Regions from separate parts of the Mus musculus genome. Here region 1 is linked to region 2. The links are chromatin contacts, found by Hi-C or POLR2A ChIA-PET in ENCODE. All regions are on one chromosome and are shown on one strand. The core of a region is the stretch at or near the end of the contact, and the rest is flanking DNA. Distances in the headings are between cores, read along the strand shown. Region 1 has its middle 21 kb from the start of Fam13c. Region 2 has its middle 68 kb from the start of Fam13c.

The links. A loop is a pair of places that touch in the nucleus more often than their neighbours do. ChIA-PET counts read pairs that join two places held with the same protein, here RNA polymerase II (POLR2A).
Region 1: a map of left cerebral cortex shows a loop between it and region 2 (6-fold over the local background). The contact joins two enhancer-like sites. A Hi-C loop is called at or near these places in 1 of 37 maps with a recorded cell type or tissue (left cerebral cortex). POLR2A ChIA-PET finds 5 or more read pairs at or near these places in 4 of 5 experiments (Patski and embryonic stem cell).

The regions. Positions count from the first base shown.
Region 1 is chr10:70,417,473-70,422,898 of GRCm38, reverse strand. No RefSeq gene overlaps it. Among named protein-coding and RNA genes, the nearest start is that of Fam13c, 21 kb to the left of the region's middle. Within about 2 kb of position 3,315, at least 1 of the 3 ENCODE cell types and tissues checked has a DNase peak (open chromatin) inside an H3K27ac peak, as active enhancers do; it is left cerebral cortex, where a contact is called at or near this core.
Region 2 is chr10:70,369,697-70,375,775 of GRCm38, reverse strand. No RefSeq gene overlaps it. Among named protein-coding and RNA genes, the nearest start is that of Fam13c, 68 kb to the left of the region's middle. Within about 2 kb of position 3,355, at least 1 of the 3 ENCODE cell types and tissues checked has a DNase peak (open chromatin) inside an H3K27ac peak, as active enhancers do; it is left cerebral cortex, where a contact is called at or near this core.

The DNA of each region.
Region 1 (5,426 bases), core at 2,066-4,565, 47 kb before region 2:
TGACTGGCCCATGGGTAGTTTTGATCAGGCTGAACCTGGATGGTACTGATGATTAAATGAATCTCAGGTTGGCCTGAGATTAGATTAACATTGGAATTGTAGGGGAGGCAGTTATGGCCACCATCATTTGGTAAGCGTCTTCCAATCAGACTGAATACAACGGAAAGATGGATCCTTCAACAAGTAGAAAAGTTTTCCAACAGATTCCTGCCCTCTTTGACTGCAACAGCATCTCTTCCTGCGCGGTGACCCATGACCTGAAACAGTCTATGAATTCCAAGATCTACTGGCCTCCTCTGTGGATTTTATACTTACCAGGCTACATTTTTGTGGTGCTCGATGCCTTGTAATAAATACATTCGAGTATGTCACATGTTGGCTCCACTTTCCTGTGACAACCACAGCCATTCTTTTCAACAATGTCTCTGAATCTCTTTTTCCTACTCCATACCCATGTGCACGTTAGGGTCCCCGTTTCTTCTTTTCATTCTCCATTTTTCATGTCACAAAATTACAATCTTTAAATGAGACCAAACATTGTGTCTAACAAGTAGAATGATGGCCCAGACTTTCCAACCATCTTCTGGACCATTCCATCACTGTCTTCCGTCACGGGAGTCTCACTCACGCGTGTCTTAAACTGTCAGGCATCCCTCGCCTCAATCCCATGACTAGCCATTCCTCTGCCTCGGAAACGGAAAGACAAGCTGGCTTCAGATTCCTGAATATCAAAGACTGACCAATGGGATGCAAATGAATTATTTATCCTAGCTAGCCTGCACAAACCCCCAGTGTTTTATTTACAAGCTGTAAGCCTAGATCAGGCAAGTTCTATGATGCTCTAGCCTATATCCAGCCCTCCTTGTTACTTCCTGTTTGAGTTTTACCCAGGCTTCTTCTGCTTCCTCAGCCTGTCCTCAGAATGCTATTCTCCCAGCCATAAGCTCCTGGCGAATCTCCTCTCATGGCTGCCTCTTTCTCTCTGCATCATCATACTTTTCCTCTCTGTGGCTCTCTCTCTCTGAGACACACACTCCCGTCCGGATTCTAGGCCCACCTTCCCATCTTTTCTACCCAGTCCTAAGCCCCAGCCATTTATTGACCAATTAGGAATTAATGGGAAACAATCTCTACAGAACATTGGCTAATACAGTGCCCCAATATAAGGTTACAGTCTGGATAGGAGCACAGAACTCGGCCTCTGAATACACAGCACTCAAGACTAAGCCTGATGTCGGGGAAATGGGCCAGGAAGGAGCCAAACATGTATTTGCCCCCTTTTCTGTGTCTATGGACTCAGGGCCATGTCCTCCTTTGATGGCCGTGTGACTTCTGAATAATGGGACATTTTTCTGTCCTTCACCAGAACATGCTTTGTGTCACTGAATCACATCTTTTTGTTTGTTTGTTTGTTTTGTTTTTGTTTTTCGAGATACGGTTTCTCTGTGTAGCCCTGGCTATCCTGGAACTCACTCTGTAGACCAGACTGGCCTCGAACTCAGAAATCTGCCTGCCTCTGCCTCCCGAGTGCTAGGATTAAAGGCGTGCACCACCACGCCTGGCTTCTGAATCACATCTTGCTGTTTTCCATCTTTGATCATCTTCCTTCTCACCCTACCCACCATCAACTAATACTTCCTAAATAAAGTTGCAGCATTTAGTTTTCCCTTTATGCCCTGCTTGCCAGGGAGAGTTGAGTCTTCTGAAATAGTCTGGTGATTTGTGGGTAGCAGTACGACTCTGGAGTTAATGAATCCTTAGGATTCACTCAACAACTGACTATTAAACAAATCAAAATGAGGACCGGAGAGAGAACTCAGCAGTTAAGAGTGTTTGCTGCTTTTGTAAAGGACCCAAGTCCTGTTCCCAGTACCCACACCAGTCTATCAAAACCTGCTACTCTAGTGCCAAGGGGTCTGACACCCTCCTCTGGACTCTGTGGGTATCCGTATTTACACTTACAAAGACATACACACACCACACTTAAAAATAAACCTTTAAAAAATGTAAGTTATGCCGGGCAGTGGTGGGGGGTGCATGCCTTTAATCCCAGCACTTGGGAGGCAAAGGCAGTCCGATTTCTGAGTTCGAGGCCAGCCTGGTCTGCAGAGTGAGTTCCAGGACAGCCAGAGCTACACAGAGGAACCCTGTCTCGAAAAACAAAACAAAACAACAACAACAACAACAAAAAAATGTAAGTCATATTATACATCTTAATAGTAGTTAAGTAACATCTTGCAAAAATATTTAGGGAATATTCAAGAGTACTTAGATAAAATTCTTGGCTATCTGGTAATTATAACCCTTACGCTTCAAAACAAATTGAAAACTTTGAGCCTGACCCTACAGATCAGCACAGAGAATATACTGCAAGCTGCCTCTTCAGCGTCTAAAAACTGATCAGTGTCTTAAGCAAAATCAGTGTCTTAAGCCTTAGTCATGATCACATGATCTTAAGCACAGAAACATTATGACCTTGATCTGCCTGAGATCCCTCCAAACAAATCTGTCATCTGTCTCCTCTTAAGGTGACAACTTTCAGGTTATAGTCTAAAATATTCCTGAGACCTAAAGGCTTTCCTGATAGGGACTCAGGCTTGGATGCCTCCTCAGAATTCATCTGTCAAAGTGCCCGTCCCCAGAAGGGAGGGCATTGGGAGTCTTCATAGGTGAGTGGGTCCAACATTCACTCATCTTGGAATGAACCCCATGAATGGAATACAAGATATCAGAAAGCTAACTCTCTCTCTCCACCTGAAAGGACATAAGAAACTGGCCATCTGCAAACCAGGAAGATGGCCCTCACCAGGAGGTTGTCCTGTTCCCAGCCCACCATAACTATGTCAAATACAGTGTTTGGTTTGAGACCTTTTGTTAGGGCATACTTGCGAAGATGAATATATCGGCATTGGTAATTCGCCACCCCCCCCCATCCAAACTAGACATGTTCTTCTCTTTAAATGAATCTGTAAAAGCATAATTAGAGAAGAACAAAAAAGGCTCACAGAAAAACCGAAGCGTAGTCACCGCGTTTGAAATCTTCTCTAAACAAGCTACTGAAGAAATAAACTTCCTGTGAGCCTCGGAATCGCTAATGTGTGCTTTCCAAATACCTTAGGACTGGGTCCCATGGAAACAGGACTTAATCGCTTCATCCAAAGCCACAGTTAGAGCATATTCTGGTCAACCGGAGGAACAAAAGAACCATCTGCAGCGCCTTAATTATATTTGCCCCAAGAGTTAATTTAAATTTGTTTAGTGTATTATGCAGAGGGAAAGAAATTTATCTAAAAGTCACAGCTTTCCCCAAAGCCGGGGCTCACAGAAGTCAAAGCACACATTTGCTCACTTACACCCCAACCACGAAGAATTCTATAATTAGAGATTAGCCAACTGCAATCATTTCTGATGCCTCAAACAGCTGGAACAGGCTGATTTCATCTGTGTGGCAGGCTAGGATGCCCTAGTTTTTAACAGCATAGTGAGATGAGTGTGCAGAAACGATCACTATTCCCCATCCAAATCACTCAGATTTTTTTTTTTTTTTGTACCTAAGATGTGTTCCTCCCTCTACCTTCATATCTCCCCCATGTAAAACATTTCTATTACCATGTAGCTGCTGGGTGAGATGCTTAGACAGGCCTTCACACTGAGTTCAAGTTGGACAGCATTAGGACAGGTTCTTCTGAACTAAAGCCTACATTCAACCCAAGTATAAAAATATCTATGCCGGACCAGTGGTGGCACACACCTTTAATCCCAGCACTTGGGAGGCAGAGGCAGGTGGACAAGGAAGAAAGAGGAAAAAAGGGAGAAGGGACTGGGGAAGAGAAGGGAGAGGAGAATGTCTTTATTTCCAATTAATATTATCAGAAAGGAGATAATAATGAACAAAAGAAATTTTTGGAAAGAGGGATACTTTTAAATGGGAACATCTAAAGAACAAGAGAGAAATTCCTTACATTCAAATATGTTTGATGGTTTGTATATGCTTGGATAGGAAGTTGCATTATAAGGAAGTGTGGCCTTGTTGGAGTGGGTGTGTCACTGTGGGGGTGGGCAATATGACCCTCCTCCTAACCACATAGAAGCCAGTCTTCTCCTAGCTGCCCACAGAACAGGAGGTGGAACTCTCAGCTCCACCAGCGCCATGCCTGCTTGGATGCTGCCATGTCTCACAGCATAATAACGGACTGAACCTCTGAACCTGTAAGCCAGACCCAATCAAGTATTGTCCTTTGAAAGAGTTGTCATGATCAAGGTGTCTCTTCTCAGCACTGGAAACCCTAACTAAGACAGAGACCTTCTCATTTAAGCCACCACACATGGGACCTGGCTTTATATGTCATTGTTTGCACAAAGTACCCAAAAAGGTATTATTACTCAACCACGTTTGCTACAAGGATGGCATCAAGCCACTGAAAAGCTCCCTCCCCACCCCAACTCCCCCAAGATCTGGCAACTTCCATATTTTAAAACTACTAGAACCAGAGTTTCTGGGAATAGAAAACAATCTAGTCTGAGTTACTTGCTAGAGGTCCATACGCTCCCCATTCTGGGGTACATTGCTGACTAATTATTAACAAGCTACCAACTGCCAACAAGGAAAGTAGGCAAAGCCTAGAAAAACATCACACCACTTCCAGAACACAGCTATTTCGGGAATGGAATTATGCTAACTGAAATCGTTTAAATAGTTGACACTGAAAGAAAACAGTGAGCTTTGAGGATTGCCTAGTTGCGACAGCCTGGTTTAAGTTCCTGAGGACCTTATCGGGCAGGTCCAAATGTTCTAGTTATCTGGTCAGTCTGACTCTATGCTCCCCTCCCTTCTTCTGGAAGTCAGCACTGCACATGTGTGTCAAATGTGCATCCGTTTCCCAACTCCTACTAAAACAGGCCCTCAGAAGCACTTTTTGCTTCAAAGCTCTGGCTTCTTGTTTGGCCCCACAAAATAAGTGATCCAGGAAACAAAGCTGGGACCTCCACCTCCAGTTTGTATCTGCACTTTGAAGTCACAGAGGAAAGTCATTGTCCTTAACCTTGACTTACCTTGAATTCTAGGAAGAGCAATCTCACCCCATAAACTCCCACCCTGTTAAAAAGGACCATTACATACATGAGTTTAGAAGCCATATCGTCTGTGACTAATGGATCAACAATTTATCAGTATATGTGTGTATGGAGGCAGAGGTGTCTTTCTCTATTGAACTCTGCTAATTTTTAAGGCAGATTTTTCACTGACCTTAGAACCCTCCCTTTCATCTAGGCAGGCTGACTAGAAGGCCCCAGAATCCTCTTATCTCCACCTGCCCTACCCCCCCCCAATACCCCATCATGCTTTGGGTGTGGAAGGTCTGAACTCAGGTCCTCATGTCTGAGCAACAAGCTCTTTATCTACTGAGCCATCTACCAAGATCAACTCC
Region 2 (6,079 bases), core at 2,106-4,605:
TATCTGGCTAAGAATTCTGACTTTGTGAGAACTCGCTTTGCCTGGGGGGTGGGGGTTCTGCTCTTGTTTTTGTTGTGTTTTTATGTTTTGTGTCTTATGTTTTAAAGTCCAGCTGGCCTTATTTTAGGATATTTATTTGTATCTGTCTTGATGCGTTGCAGTTCGAATACCCACGCCCTTGCCTAGTGACCTTCAACATCTCTGAGCAACCGAAATAAAGGGGAAGGAAGGAACAGTCGTGCTGGGTCCTGACACTCATACCCACAGAGGGAAAAGGAGAGTGGATATTCCTGCTTGGTGAACAGGACAAACTGACATAGCTGTATGCTTCCTCCACCACTATGAGATTATTAAGACTAAGGTGCATAAGTTCTGCTGAAAGGTGATTATTTATACAAGACATGGTCCCTGCTTTGAAAGGCTGCATCTTCTAGCTCTCACATGGCGCAGGAACAGATCGACCACACTCTTAATTAACACCACTCTCATAGCATTAGTGGATTCTTCAATTGTGCTTTTACCACCCCCCCCCCCACAACAACCCCTCCCCCCCAACCTCCCCCCCCCCCCCAGCCACACACACACATGCATGGAAACCTGTTCTTAAAGAGGTTGAATTTAAGAACAGAAAAATTAAGGATCAGGGAAGGCAGTAGGCTGCCAGTGCTCATGAAATAAGGAGTGATGAATGAAAGATTTAAATCTGTGAAAACACGCCAGACACAACCATGGCAATTATTAAGGCAACGGCCACTCTAAGACACAAGAAGTTAAGATTCCCAAGTGGCTTCCAGCTAAGCTTGCCCTTGTCCAAAGTGCATGCATGTGCTGACATAGGGGAACGGTTCACCAGGCCTTGAACTTTTGTCTCTACCGCTGCTGTTTTCAATCTGCTGCCCTTTCCAAGATGAACGACTTGTGACATCATCTCAGGCCCTCAGAAATTGACTCGGAATTCTTATTTCCAATGACTGACCTTCCGTAACATGAATCAGAAGCAATGAAAGCTTTTTTTTTTTTCTTGGCTAATTATAGACTCTGGAATGATCTCAAACGTCATCTGAGGACTGGAGGCAGAGCACTTGCTACACAATATAAGGGTCTGGGTTCGGATTCATGGCACTCAGATAGAAACCAGAAGTGGTAGCACACACGTGGAACCCCAGCGCTGGAGGGTGAAGACTGAGCACTTGTGGAGGCTCACTTGCAGGCAGTCTAGTCAAAATGGCTAGCTCCAAGCTCAGTAAGGGACCCTGTCTCAAAAATAAAGTGACCAGCCGGGCAGTAGTGACACACGCCTTTAATCCCAGCACTTGGGAGGCAAGGCAGGCAGATATCTGAGTCCGAGGCCAGCCTGGTCTACAGAGTGAGTTCCAGGACAGCCAGGGCTACACAGAGAAGCCCTGCCTCAAAAATAAATAAATAAATAAATAAATAAATAAATAAAAATAAAAAATAAAGTGATCACCGGGCACGGTGGCGCACACCTTTAATCCCAGCACTCGGGAGGCAGAGGCAGGCAGATTTTTGAGTTCGAGGCCAGCCTGGTCTACAAAGTGAGTTCCAGGACAGCCTGGGCTATTCAGAGAAACCCTGTCTCGAAAAAAATAAATAAATAAATAAATAAATAAATAAAGTGATCGAGGAAGACACAGGAAGTTGGCCTCAAGCATACACAGTTAAAAGTAACAGCGCACAGGACTTCATTTGAGGGAAGACCAGTTACTGTTACCTAGATTTAGGTGGGGCGCCTCCAAGGAATGTAAGGCATGTAGCTCTACCGTGTGCTTTTCACAAACCCATCTACCAAAGACAGAGTGTACTGTTCCATTTCATCCAGAAAGGATGAAGCTCAGAGGTCTCCAAACTTTTCCAAGACAACACACATACACACACAAATATATATATGGAGGGAGGGAGGGAGGGAGGGAGGGAGGGAGGGAGGGAGGGAGGGAGGGAGGGAGAAAGAAAGAAAGAAAGAAAGAGAGAGAAAGAGAGAGATGTAGTTAGGATCCATGCTAGATTTCTAGGAAAAATCTGACATTTAGAGTTATCTATCATCAACCTAAAAAAATGATTTGTGGTTCAGAAAAAAATTGGTTCCGGAACATACAAACATCCCCAGACGACAGTTGCTGGCTATAGAATGATGCCACAGGAGTACTGGTCTCCTTCACAGTTACTTGGCTGCTATAGACGAAGCAAAAATTAATCTGCCATGTTTCGTGGCCTGAATGTTACACCCAAAATACCCTTTAATATAATAACCTGTGCTCTAGGCCAAAGAACAGGAGATAAAAGAAGGTCATTAGCTCAAATACTAAACGATAATGGAATTTTCTTCTTAATAAGATTTTCTGATTACCCAAGGCTCAGACAGAACCAACTTTGGCAAAAAACCAACTTTCTGAAATGTCTCAGTCATTCAGAAGGGTACATGGCAGAGAAAGCTGCTTCAAAGTTCTACGGTCAGCATTACATACACTAATATGTGCGTGCACATTGGAATGTGAGTGAGTGAGTGTGTGTGTGTGTGTGTGTGTGTGTGTGTGTGTGTACGCGCGCATGACATGAACTACTTCAAAACTGTTTCCTAAAAGGATCCCAGCTCTGTTTCGGGTTGGAAATGGCTACTTAATAAACAAATCTGCCTGCCTGGTTTGTGCCAGCTTCCCTATCTGGTACGATTAGTGCATCCAGGTTGTTGGTTTGGTGCTGTTTGGTTTTTTTTTTCTTTTTTTTTTCCAGACAGCTTTTCTGAATTCTAGATGTTTATTCTTATTCTATATCTCTGTCTGGTGTTTGTGGGAGGCATTTTTGTGCCCTGAATAAGAAACGCCATCTGGGGTTTGTTTCTTCAGTTCTGTTCGGAAAGAACATCTCTGGCATTTAAATCTCAAACTGCTGAGTTGTTCTCTGGCTGCTTCTGATAGAAATCTAACAGGAGTTAGGGCCATGCCCCCCCTCCCCCCCCCACCTCCCGCCCCTCATGGGTGTTTCCTAATCTGAGGTTCCATGGCTGCCCCATTAACCAGCTTGAACATCCATCCTCTAACCAGGTTAGCAGGCTTCCCGTCTCTCTGATAGGCTTGCAGACAAACACGCTTTAGAACAACTGACCCTGGCTCTGCCTCCAGCCCATGGTTACATGTGCTTGCTTGTAAATTTCCAGCCACTACACTTGAAGCCACTTCCTCAAGGTACAGAAAAGCTGTTATTTTCCATTAGTCTAAATGCCTCAAGACCAGGGCAGGAGCAGGCATGGTCCCACTTGGTTTTCTGTATACTTTATACAGACTTGGAAGATTTTCAATGTATTTCTGTCTCCAGACTTCCAGGGGAGGCTACCCCTATGATCTAATTGTGATCAGGGTGCCAATGTTCCAACTCACCACCAGTAGACCTCAGGAGGCAAACACGTGAGCCTCGTCTTCAATTAGCCTGCCAGAGATCGGAACCCATCCTTCCCTGACTGAGTCACGAGCACCAACAATAGAACCTCTGCTTCCAGGACTTTCATTTGAAGAAGAGTTTAAACACCAAAAAGTGAATGTTGAGGGCTTAGATGCTGTCATCCCATCCTTACAACAACAACAATAACAAAAATATTCTGAACCCACAAAAAAATCAATGACATTTCTTAGACCATCGAGGATCTGAGATCCCAGAGCAGCCACCACACTGAAATCTGAAAAGACTGTAGACAGAAGACACAGCCCAGGGTGCCTCCATGAGCAGAAGCCACCTGGGCCATCAGTTCAGGTTTCTAGATAAAGTTCTCCAGGCTGTATGTACACTGCTCTGAGAATCAGGGATGGGGTGAAGTGTGTGTGGGGGGGGGGGATGGTTTCCATCCCAGAGATGCCATTACATCAGGGAACAGCCATTTAGGAAACGCACTCATTTCATAATGAATATCAAGACAATCACACTAACAATACACACTGAGGAAAGATGGAAGCAACCACTTTGAAATACATTCGCTGTGCCTTCCACAGCAAAACCCAACCCTTCCATGACGGGGACTCCAGCAGACCCTAGTTTACCTTGAGTGGAAGAGATACTGTCTGACTCCAGCCCTTTTTGAATTTGTGTTTCATGCAAGGGATAAAAGAACAAACAAGCCCAGGGGTTCATACCTCATGGGTAGAGGTCTGCTGAAATTGGAGAAAATCTTTTGTTGTTGTTGTTTTTAGAGACAGGGTTTCTCGTTATAGCCCTGGCTGTCCTGGAACTCACTTTATAGACCAGGCTAGCCTGGAACTCAGAAATCCGCCTGCCTCTGCCTCCCGAGTGCTGGGGTTAAAGGTGTGCACCACCACGCCCGGCCTGGAGACAAGTTTAAGATAGTGGATGCTGCACTCCCCCACCTGTACAGCCTCGCTAGTTTTTAAACCTACTTTGAGTATAAGTCATAGACTGGAACCGGTGACCAATGGCTTGTGTAGCAGAAAGACCAAAGACTGCCTCGGCCAGGTGACCAGAGTTAACGTCAGCATTGATGACTTCCGGTGACTGTGGGTATTTTGATGAGCTATGACGAAACGGTGCCTCCTGCCTGAGCTTCCTTTCCGTAAACTAGACAGGGCACCAGCAAATGTCAGCGAGGTGGTAACGGACCATTCTACATAATGCTTGACCTCGTACATGTCTGTTGTATTTTATATAAAGATAAGAGAAGCCAGGTATGTGTCTGATGGAGGTGCGGTATGGTGTGGGGGAAGGGGATGCTTCTGCAGGTCCATGCAGGTTCCCCCTGAGGTAACAGCCACAGGACAGCATAATACAGAATGGAGTTTATTTGACGCGTGGGAAGGGGAGTTAAGGGGGTAGTAGAGACTGAGAATGGCAGAGAGAGATGGGGAGTAGAGAAGTAAAGGCCAGCCATGAGCACATGGAGAGAGGGGGAGGAGAATGGGGAGAGAGGGGATAGAGGGTAAGGGTGCAAGGGCAAGGGGAGAAGAGAGCAAAAGAGAGAGGAGGGGTGAGCAGCCCCTTTTATAGTGAGTCAGGCACACCTGGCTATTGCCAGGTAACTGTGGGGCGGAGACTAAATGCCAACAGTATCTAGGTTCCCAGAACAACAACAACAACAACAAACCATTGTCACAGCCAAAGGAAGACACAATGGCTGCAGGTATCACAGGGTACTGGGATATGAAAAGACTGTTAGTAGCTAAACATGCTTGCAATAAGTTAAAGGCTGGTTTAAAACTGCATTCTTTTCTACTGTAAAACAAAACGGTAACACACTGATAACAAGAAGGTGACAGTACACACCTGTAATCCTGTAATCAGCAGGAGATGCTGAGGCAGGAGGATATCAGGTTTGAGGGGTACCTATGCTGCATTGCAAGACCTTGTCTCAAATTCAGGGGTGGTGTGTGAAGAAAACACTATGTTAAAAAAAAAGATTAAGGAACAGAAATAAACTCTGGGGTTTAGTTAATAAGAGCATCGATACTGGTTCCTAAAGAGTAATTCTAAAGCAGGCTGTCAATCAAGTAAAACAGGCGTAGCTATCACAGCTCTTCTGTGAATTGCAAGCCAGTTTAAATCCTTTTTTTATTGTAAAAGGAAATGTTAGCACCTTGAGGACTGGAAAATTAACGTGCTTGGATTAGTTGGTTGGTTGGTTGGTTTTGTTTTTTCTGATATCCCCAACTTTTTAGTCTCAAAGGGAGAAAGTGTGCATGTAGAAAGAAAGAAAAAAGAAAAAAGAAAAAAAAAAGACGCTGTTCCCTAAAACCAACACAGTAGCAAGCAAGATGAAAAACGCAGCTTAAGCTTCCAGAGGATTTCAATTCAGCTTAAAGTACAGAAACAAATGCCGCCGTGCATTAAACTAACCTGAAAGGTTTCAAGTGTACCCTTCAAAAGTTGTGTTTATTCCAAATTCACCTGGAAGAGGCGTGGATTGCCACCTGTCGACTTAGCCCTGTGCCTCATCAGTGTATAACGTCACTGGGTCCTGTCGAATGGGGTGTGCGGCAAGCAGAAAACACAACAGTTGGGCCAGATCCCAAACTGGAGAACAGAGCTGAGTTATGGGAAAGGGGGTGGGGGTGGGGGACACAAA